Regions from separate parts of the Homo sapiens genome. Here region 2 is linked to region 1. Evidence: chromatin loops called from intact Hi-C (ENCODE). Cell type or tissue: psoas muscle. All regions are shown on one strand. Each heading gives the region's core, and the rest is flanking DNA. Links, peaks and the distances in the headings are about the cores only. Region 1 overlaps MED13L (mediator complex subunit 13L). Region 2 overlaps MED13L (mediator complex subunit 13L).

Region 1 (5,382 bases), core at 258-5,257:
GTGCCTGTTCTGTGGCTCTGGGTAATCACCTGGCTTCTATTAAGTTCTGTAGTATTGGTGAAATAATTGGGGATTTAAAGGAGGTGAACCAGTGTGTGGTCTCTTTTAGCCAATCCATAACCTTTAAGGTACAAGTTGCTGTGATTTTCTTCTTGGAAATAGTTTTTGTATATTCATTTTTCATGGTTTAGGATCTGTAACTTTAATATCCTGTCTATGAATATGAACAACCTAGTGAGGTCCATCCTTCTCTAGAGATATAAGTAATCTCAATTATTCTTCCTTTCTTGCTTTGCGCTGCAGTTTGTTTTCATAGTGACATGTAGCAAGTAGGATCATTGTTTATATCGGTTAGGCCACAAAAGTCATTTAATGAAAAATTTGATGGAAACATTTTAGAAGGGAGTCCCAGAGAATAACGGAAATGAGTCAGCTCTGAGAGGAAGTATAAATTAATGTGATATCAGCTGCTGTGGACAAGCCGGGAACCTAGCTAATGTACTTAATGTTGTTCCTGTAGCACAACAACTTTCTGGATTCCAAATCGTTGACTTACAATTGAAACTTCAGGACACACCCATTATGAATTGGGATCTAAGTAGACTTTCAAGAAGCAGGAGCATGCTAAATTTCTGTGGCTCTGGTAATCATTCATTCATTCTTTCTTTTTCTCACTTTCCCTCTTTTTTTTTTTTTTTTGAGACAAGGTGTTGCTGTGTCCCCTGGGCTCAAATGATTCACCCCTGCCCTGCCTCGGCCTCCCTGAGTGCTGGGATTACAGGCCTGAGCCACTGTGCCTGGCAGGTGTACTATATTTTGAAAATTTCTTGAGGTCCTTTAGTATCTGTATTTCTTGCCCAAATGTTTATTCTACAGTATGTAAACAGTAAAGAAAATAAACCAAATCTGGGCATTTCATCATCAGTGGTTAGCTACTGATGTAGTTCAGAATTAAGCAGTCAACATCGATTATAGAGTCATTTGGCCGAGAGCAAACCTGTAATTCTTTCTGAAGCCAGCAGACCCTGAGCCCACGAAACTTGTCAGTAGATAAGATAAAACAAAAGTCAGTTTTGAGTTCACCTGTTTGATTTGAATATAAGCAAGAGCTTGGTTGCTTGGAGTTCTAATAATTAACTACACTGTAAGAATAGTTTTAAATTTTAAACGTATAATTCCATCATATTATAATGGTCAATTTAATAAATTTGACTTAACATTGCTTTTAAATTGTGTGTAATGTAAAAGTGTCACTTTATTTTTATGCACACATACATCAATTGTGCATACTTGAACTTAGTAGTAAATAAAGTGAACTTTTTTTTTTACTTTTATTTTTTGGAGACTGGGCCTCACTCTTGTCGTCCAGGCTGGAGTGCTGTGGCGCAATATCGGCCTGCTGCAACCTCTGCCACCCCGGTTCAAGCGATTCTCCTGCCTCAGCCTCCTGAGTAGCTGGGATTACAGGTGTGCACCACTATGCCTGGCTAATTTTTGTATTTTTAGTAGAGATGGGGTTTCACTATGTTGGCCAGGCTGGTCTCGAACTCCTGCCCTCAGGTGAGCCACCTGCTTCGGCCTCCCAGAATGCTAGGATTACAGGTGTGAGCCACTGAGTCTGGCTTTTAATGTCTTTTGTCTTGGATAGGGAACAGCTATAGGACTATTGCTATATGCTTACTTGATAAGAGAAATTAGTTGTTCACAAGTATTTGAGTGCTACTATTTACCAGGCACTGTTTGAAGCTTTGAGAATAAAGTAGTGAAGAAAACAGACTAAAATCTTGGTTCCTGTGGATTTTTAGCTCTGGTAGAGAAGATAGTAAAGAAGTAAACACATAAAATATACCAGATGCTGATTAGTGACATGGAGAAAAATGAAGCAGTGAAGGAGGATGGTTGCTATTTTAAGTAGGGTAGTCAGAGAAAGTCTGATTGGGTGGCATATGAGGTGAGACCTAAAAGAGGTGTGGGGATGGATATCTGTCAGAAGAGCATTTCAGGGAGAGAGAACAGTAAATACAAAGGTCATCGGGTAGAGTATAATTGGTCTGATGAAGGACCAGTATGGCTCAAGTGGTGTGGGCAAGGGGAAGAGCAGTGGGCGTGAAGCTGGGGTAGGGTGTGGGGGACAATTTATGAAGGATGCTAAAGACCAGAGTGGAACCTTTCTCAGAGTTGAGAAGCCATTGAAGGGTTCTGAGCAGACCCAGTTAGCTCATGAGTGAGCTAACTTAACCATTTTAAGGGATTCCTCTAGCTACCACATGGAGAAGACACTGGGTTGGGGAGAGCCAGCACAGAAGCAGAGGTCCCACGGGAGGCTATTGTCATGATCCAGGTTGATGATGGGGACGGCTTCCACCAGAGTCCCTGTGGTGAGGGTGGTGAGAAGTGCTCACGTTCTAGATATCATTCTGAAGGTAGAGCTGGCTACCTGGATGTAGACTGTCAAGAGAGTTAGGATAAAGCAAAAATTTCAATACATTTATAGAAAACTGCCAACACTTTGGCACTGCTCAATTATTTTATTTATAGAAATAATAATTTTAAAAATCTGGATACAAAGGAATAATTGTATTTGCATATTTTGTTACTGTGTTTTCAGTTCGTTTTGTATATTTTATATATGAAGCTATCTGTGTAACCCTATTTCTGGGTCAGATTTCTATATATGAAAAAAATCAACTTCAGGATTATAATACAGTGTACTGCTGCTGCCACCTAATGTTTATAGCCCTTCATTTATATAATTACAATAACTAGTTATGCATAGCTTTAATATTGGTTTGAATACAGAATGTTAACAGATTAATTGTGGCTTATTTAATTGCCTTCATATTAGGTACCTAGTATGGATATTTAATATGATAACTGAATTGCCTTGTCATAAGGTTGTGGTTTGAAGGTTAATTTTATTGGCATCTTGATCTCTGTGTTGAATTCAGTTCAACACATATTTATTTGTTGTGCTTAGCCCTGTGTGTCTCTTTGCTCTCACGATTAGAGACAGATTTTAAAAAATCCACACATTTAAACAAATAATGAAATAATTACCAGTTGAAGGAAACAAACAGCACAACAGACATAGCTGCCCCTTTGGACAAGGAATTTATAGTCTAACAAAGCAGATGAGTATTTAGAAATTAATTAGATTAAATGTGATGACTATCATTTCAGCCACTTTTCCTACAGAGTAGGATGGACTTTAGTTAGAAGCCTCCCTAAGATAAATTCAGTTGTTGCAAGACCTGATGTTAGTAATGCGATAATTTGTAAGTCGATGCTGAATCAGTTTCTGCTCCAGAGAGATTTAACTTTAGGGATGACTGATTGTTGTTGAAAGTTTTGTTTTCAAACCAGTTTTTGTAATTACGTACTTTTCTGGGTCCTTTTTGTAGTTAGACTTGGATGTGATGATTTGCTTCCTCTAACATGTTCCTTTCCCGGTAGCTGCTCTGTTTAAAAACCTTAGAGATAGCAACATTTCATGAGAGATGAAATAATTTTTGTTTGTATCTATATATGTGTGTGGGTACACATATATGTACATATCTGTAAAACATCCTCATTTGTCACTGTGTAACTAGAGCTCTAAAAATACTGCTAGAACAAACAGTAACACTGGTAATGAATCCTGAAGATAGATTCAATAGTCATTGAATGTTTAATGTATCCCAGGACACACATTTTGTGAACTGAGGATATAACCTTGAAACAAACAGGCAAATCTTTACCTTCATTAAACTTACACTCTAATTGGGAATGGGATGAGGAGGTAGACAATAATCACGCATAAATATTAAGTATGTTACATGGTAGTAAATGCTCTGGAAGAAAATAAAGCAGGATAATGAGAATAGAGCATGCTGGGAAAGGGGGGGAGTATGTTTTTGTTCACTTTATGCAGATTTTTCTTTGTGACAATTTTGTTCCTAGGTGAGTTATAAAAAGAAAGTATACTCTTAAAATAGTTTTAAAGGTCCTGTCTGCCTTTGGAAACTGTGTTAGTTGGCATTCATCTATTTATCCAGCAATTTTTTTTTTTTTTTTTTTTTTGAGATGGAGTTTTGGTTTTGTTGCCCAGGCTGCAGCGCAGTGGCACAATCTCAGCTCACTGCAACCTCCGCCTCCCTGGTTCAAGTGATTCTCTTGCCTCAGCCTCCTGAGTAGCTGGGATTATAGGTGTGTGCTGCCATGCCTGGCTAAATTTTGTATTTTTAGTAGAGATGGGGTTTCACCATGTTGGCCAGGCTGGCTTCGAACTCCTGACCTCAGGAGTACTGGCATTACAGACGTGAGCCACCACACGCGGCCTATCCAGCAAATATTTAAAGCACACTCAGCAAGCATATTGTTAATACCGTTTGCTAGGTACTATGTGCGACAAAAGAGATAAACGACATATTCTCTACCCTTGAGTTTAAAATCAGATTGGGAAAATATTTTTTATAATAATATTTTATGGTAACTGTAAGAGGGTCATTTATCCTTTTTCTTAAATGAAGGTAAGTGTAAAAACATTTTTAAAGCTTTGATGTTAGGTGACAAAACATTTCAATTTTGAACTGGGATCACTTGGCGGATTTATAATACTGACCCCTGAAAGGCAGTATTTTCTCTAGAGAATGTGATACCCTTCTTTGAAAAAAGAAGAATCTGCATTATAATGCATTGTTTCCAGGTGAGTGTAATTTAGCGAACCTATAAGTTTTCATCAATCATCATTGAATTGCTGTGTGTTTTATCTTTTAGTTTATGCAACAGTGACATATAGGACACTGTATAAAGTTTACTTTTTTCAAACCGTGAAATGTTGGCATAGTTAAGATTTGAGACGCATACTCTGTGATGTTCTTGACTCAGGGGGTCTTTGCTTAGCAGTGTGAGGGCTTGGCATATAAGTGCATTTATGTTTTTCTAGTGAAAGTTCAGTGTCTCATCTACAGTCCAGTCTCTTCTTGACCACTTTTATTAAAACAAAGGTGGTAATCATTGTGGATTCAGAAATTCCAGGAATATGTCTCAACTATGTTAGGTTTCATGGTGTCCTTCATTAACCAAATGTGTGAATCACCCTGAATTTAAGCAGTTACTAGTCAAATAGGCACTTAAGGGAGGTTTGATTTGAAATCACTTTTTTCTTCCCTTTCATCTTAAATACTAAAGAGAACATCCCAAGTCAGAGATTTTAGTTATCTTAAAACACTTTGAACTTTACTGGCTTAGAATGATTGGTTAAACACAATGAAACAAAAAATGCTGCAGAATAAAGTGTTCACACATTTCACTGTCAATGACTAACATTTGCTTAGAATTTTCTGTTAGGTCACAATATTGCAGATGTTTTTTGAGGAATTATGACTTGACCAAGGTCAGACA
Region 2 (5,382 bases), core at 264-5,263, 54 kb before region 1:
AATGATTCTCCTGCCTCAGCCTCCCGAGTAGCTGAAATTATAGGCATGCGCCACCATGTCCGGCTAATTTTGTATTTTTAGTAGAGATGGAGTTTCTCCATGTTGGTCAGGCTGGTCTTGAACTCCTGACCTCAGGTGATCCGCCCGCCTCGGCCTCCCAAAATGCTGGGATTACAGGGGTGAGCCACCACGCCTGGCCAAGTAACTGCTTTTGAAGCAGTTGGAGCTCCCATTTGTGTCCCAGAAGAACATCTTACTGATGAAAATAAAGTAGTGGTTGTGCTAAATGACTGAAGAATGGACAACGAGATAAAGCAGAGAACAGAGATAGAGTTCCTTATGGCAGTGGGCCAGAGTCCTACTGACATGTACAGATAACTAAAGAAAGCGTGTGCTGTGTATCTTGTGCTGTCAGATAGATGCTGACTGAACCGTGCTAGTTAGGGAGACCAGCCCTTCAGCCGAGTACACGGTTTCATCTTTGCAGTTAGGCTGCAGGACTGCTGCTGTATTTTCATCCACCGGAGCTTAATATAATTTTAAGGATTATGTGGGTGGAGGCTTAGACTAAAGTAAAGTGAGTGTGCTGTTTATCACCAGCAAAGAGTATGCTTTGTCTTGAGAGAGAGACACTGAACTGATGTTCTGTCTTATTGTTTGTGTTTTCAGACTTAATATGGTTACTGTTCAAACTACTATATATCTTTGAAAGATTCCCATTGATATGTATTCCCATCAAAAAGAATTACTAAGTATATAACTAGATATAAATGCCTTCAAATTTTGAAGACATGTCTGTCTAATGCTAAAATTAATGCACTTTTATTAATCTGATAGTGCCCCTAAAATACACAAAACTTTAACCAGCTGTATGTCTTAACTAGTTTAGATAAAACCATCAGATTCTTAAGCTATGTAGACACAGCTGGACCACCAAAAAGAGAGTTAAAATTTTATAATATAAATGCAGCCTAAATTATCAGCATTATTACTTTTCTATTTATTTTAAATTTGGAGAGAAAGGTTAAAAGATACTTCTGATTGAATAAATTGTGTTGATGGCAGTAGGTTTGCTTTTTGATTGTATATTTGGTTTTAGTTAACAAGAAATCCTGTTACTCAATTCTGTAATCTACTATTCTAGTACTCTTCTACCCCAATCACAAGTTTTATTGCCACCGTTTTGGAAAGAAAGCACTCTTATCTCATGTGTCATTTCTCTGGGTGTTAGAAACTGAATTTAAAGGACTATTAAGTTGCAGCCGAAGCCGAAGACTGGGCCAGTCAGACTTTTTTTTTTTTTGTTAATTGCACCTTACTTATTGGCCCTGTTTTCAATTTTGCTCTGTGGAAACACCCAGAGGACCTCTGTGGTGTTCTTGGGTAGCATGTATTCTGTACACAATTTGGCCCTCTAAAGTGAGGTCAACAGTAAAAAATATAATTTAAAAATTAAGCTAGATGAGTTCAACCAGTAATTTTTTTTCTTGCTACTTGAAAGTTAGATTATCCATTAGGTTATAATTTTCTTTGTTATGTTGTTGATCTGGATAATATATGATTCAGTGTAATTTTTTCTTTTCTCATTGCCTCTTTGCTTGTTCTGAAACTGCTGTTAAATATATCATTGAACCTTGTTTTCTGGCCTCCATAATATATCTTTAAAACTTCTTTGCCTCTGCAACTTTCTAGTTAAATTCTTCATTATTATTCTCTAGTTTATTAACTCCTTTTCAATTTTTACTGTTTACATTTTATCTCTTACTCAGTTTTTCATTTCCATTGCTTATTTTAAAATTATTTAAAACTTACTTTGAGTTAAAATATTCATTCTTTAGCTTTTAAATTCTTTTTCATTTCCACCTAGCCTTGTTTCACTTCTGCTTGTTGTGATTTTTTTTCCCTTTATAAAAGAAATTTTACTCTTTTATAAAGAGTAAAAGAGTGGCTCACGCCTGTAATCCCAGCACTTTGGGAGGCTGAGGTGGGTGGATCGCTTGAGGTCAGGAGTTCAAGACCAGCCTGGCCAACATGGCAAAATCCTGTCTCTACTGAAAATACAAAAATTAGCTGGTGTGGTAGCGCACACCTGTAATCTCAGCTACTTGGGAAGCTGAGGCAGGAGAATCGCTTTGAACCTGGGAGGCGGAGGTTGCAGTGAGCCGAGATTGTGCTACCCTAGCCTGGGTGACAGAGCCAGACTCTATCTCAAAAAAAGAAAAAAATTTTAAGCATACTATTTTCAGGCTTTTCTGTTTCTATTTTGTTTGAAGGGATTTTGTATTTCAGTTGCTGTGTTTTTATTCGTTTTCTTTATGTCATGGTACAGCTTTGACTGGGAAGTCCCCCCACTCCCCACAGTCCCTTCTAGTGGTTTTGCACGTATTCTTAACTGCTTCTCCCTGTTGCCCCCACCCCCACCAAGGTCTTAGATTGGCAGCAGAGGGCACTTGTCTCCCACTGATGGTAGATACACCTGCATCTTTGTTCCAGTTGGCCAGGCAGTGGGATAGTGTGGCTGAAGCCCTAGTATTCTCACTTTCCTAGGCACTCAGTTTCTGAGAAGACATACTTCCTGAAAGTCCACACAGCTTACTTACCCCCAGGCAGCTGTTAGTAGCAGTTTGTTTTCAGCCCAATTTCGGCCTCAGTCCCTTATCTTAGGTGGGCCACTTTTATTCCTGTTTCTATAGGATCTGAAACCTAGGCCTTCACTGGTTCCTTCTGAAACCAGAGCCTAGCAGCCCTATACCTTCTGCCCACTCTCTGTTACATATTTCTGTTTCATGGTGATGCTGGTCTTTTTTAGTTAGGTAGGTCTTTAAAATGTCTTCTCCAGGATTTTGCCTGTTGTTGCTTTGTATTTGAAACAGGGTGGGTTTTCAAAGCAATTTATGATGCCATCTTGATTGGAAGTTCCAGTAAATTAAAAAAATTATTTCTAGCTTATTATATTTCAGTCATATTTTATTTTTAACAAGCTTTTGATTTTTTAAACAATCTTGTGAATCTTTTCATATTCTCTAGAACATATAAATATTTCTCTTTATGCAGTTCAGCCAAAGTTTATTTAGCATTGTGGGCTTAATATTTTCGTGATGCTTTTGAATGTGGTTAAGGTGAATTTGATCAGATGGATTGAGGATTTGTAGATGAAGTAGTCCTGAATGATTTTTACTATGATTAGGAAATACCCTGTACTTAAAAAGAAGTAGGGGTGGCTGGGAGTGGTGGCTCATGCCTGTAATCCCAGCACTTTGGGAGGCGGAGGTGGGTGGCTCACCTGAGGTCGGGAGTTTGAGACCAGCCTGACCAACATGGAGAAACCCTGTCTCTACTAAAAATACAAAATTAGCTGGGCGTGGTGGTGCAAGTCTGTAATCCCAGCTACTCAGGAGGCTGAGGCAGGAGAATCGCTTAAACCCAGGAGGTGGAGGTTGCGACGAGCCGAGGTTGCACCATTGCACTCCAGGTTGGACAAAAAGAGCGAAACTCTGTCTCAAAAGAAAAAAAGAAGTAGGGGTGTGGGTATAGACAGGGTTATTTTTTTGTTTTTTGTTTTTTTAAATACCCTTCCGTCATCTTCTCTTCTTTTGTCATTTACATCTACATCTTTAAAAATTGGAGATAGGAAATATTCTGATTGAGTAAACTTATTTAGGTTCTGGTAAAGTTTTGTAAATTGCTGAAAGGCTGGAAAGTTAATTGGAGCTTTTTAATAGTGAAATTGAACTTTGTTAATGTCTTTTTGCTAACTACTTTGATCAGCTTTAATCTTTGACTAGCTTCTCATTGAGTTCATTCATAAAGGTATTTCTTAGGAGACTGATGTACAGTGATCGGTTTACTTGTGAGTTACATTCTTTGGACTGGATGTGATTCTTGATTGTGACTCCTACTATTCCCATGATGATTTCCTTTCTCTAGAGAAGCAGATATGTGGTTTTCATTTCTTTGTGCTTTTTCCTTTGATTTTGGGGACTCTGATTATTAGTAATTAGAAATTCTTACCTTTTTTTTTAAACAAAAATAGCGAGGTATTAGTGATTATTAGGAGTTTTTTTTTTCTGAGAGATTTCTACTTTACACTAAATCTTCATCTTGACCAGATTTGACAATGCATTTAGATAAACTACTTGAGAATTTTTTTGGAAATACCGAAAAATAATTAGATGACTCACATTTCAAGTACTTCTAAAACAGTAAGTTAATATGTAGACCTATTCTCAGTTGATATTTGTGCTTGAGTTTAAAGTTTAGATGTTTTGTTCCTAAGACAAAGCATGGACAATATAGTACTTCTATTACATTGAAAAATATTTTTGATTATTTCTAAAATAAATAAGCTTCAGGTTAAAAACTTAAAATTATTAAAGACAGGATTTTGCTTTGTTGTCCAAGCTGTAGTGCAGTGGCATGATCGTAGCTCACTGCAGTTGCAAACTCCTGGGCTCAAGCCATCCTCCCACTTCAGCCTCCCAAGCAGCTGTGACTACAGGAGTGAGCTACCATGCCTGCCTAATTTTTGTTTTTTTTGTTGTTGTTGTTTCTTTTTGAGAAGGCGTCTTGCTCTGTTGCCCAGGCTGGAGTGCAGTGGCATGATCTCGGCTCACTGCGAACCTCCGCCTCCCCAGTTCAGGCGATTTTCCTCTGTCAGCCCCCTGAGTAGCTGGGACTACAGGCACGTGCCACCATGCGTAAGTTTTTGTATTTTTAATAGAGACGCGGTTTCACCGTGTTAGCCAGGATGGTCTTGATTTCCTGACCTGGTGATCTGCCCGCCTCAGCCTTCCAAAGTGCTGGGATTACAGGCATGAGCCATGGCGCCCGGCCCATGCCTGCCTGATTTGTAAATTTTTTGTAGAGACAGGGTCTGCCTGTCTTGCCCAGGCTGGTCTTGAACTGCTGAACTAAAGCAGTCTTCCTGCTTTGGCCTCCCAAAGTGCTGGGATTATTGGAATATTAGAAATAAGGGTCAGGGTTGTTTTTTTAATTATTCCTTAAATTGTTCTTGTTATTGTCCTGGAAATGGAAGAGTCTTGAACTGTCCAGCTTCCTGAGTAGGTTGGTATAAAGACTTTGACATATTTATGTTTCCGGTATGTCTAATGTGACTTAAGGATGCACTGCATCCCTAGAATAAGTCCTATGATGTTACAGAGAATAAAACCTTTATACTAATAAAGTATATATTGTTAACTGAGATTTTATTTCTCTCATTAAATGTGTTTAAATGAGATTTTAAGTTTCATTTCTTATTAGCTTTGTTTTTGCATTTATATTCATATTTATTTTCTCCTGTGTTTACTCTCTTAGATTAAGCAATTAGAAATTGTGTTACATTTTTCTTCAAAACAAATATAACTAACAGATATTAGACAG

What was found. Peaks named below come from ENCODE experiments on the same cell type or tissue, not always from the same donor. Only the 100,000 strongest peaks of a DNase experiment are listed, where the experiment ranks them.
Region 2: a loop joins it to region 1, with 1.8 times the contacts of the local background. A loop is called at or near these places in 9 of 110 quality-filtered maps.

The regions. Positions count from the first base shown.
Region 1 is chr12:116,138,648-116,144,029 of GRCh38, reverse strand. All of the region lies in intron 2 of MED13L (mediator complex subunit 13L), which reads left to right. Among named protein-coding and RNA genes, the nearest start is that of MIR620, 7.3 kb to the left of the region's middle. RefSeq lists a cis regulatory region at 1,544 and an enhancer at 1,472-1,616. In psoas muscle, for the core only: a CTCF peak has its summit at 2,753 (motif pointing left); no DNase peak of the experiment used is centred there; H3K4me3 peaks cover 295 bases; H3K27ac peaks cover 1,440 bases.
Region 2 is chr12:116,192,302-116,197,683 of GRCh38, reverse strand. The region is part of intron 2 of MED13L (mediator complex subunit 13L); the gene reads left to right. Among named protein-coding and RNA genes, the nearest start is that of MIR620, 46 kb to the right of the region's middle. RefSeq lists a silencer at 206-500 and an enhancer at 206-500. In psoas muscle, for the core only: no CTCF peak of the experiment used is centred there; no DNase peak of the experiment used is centred there.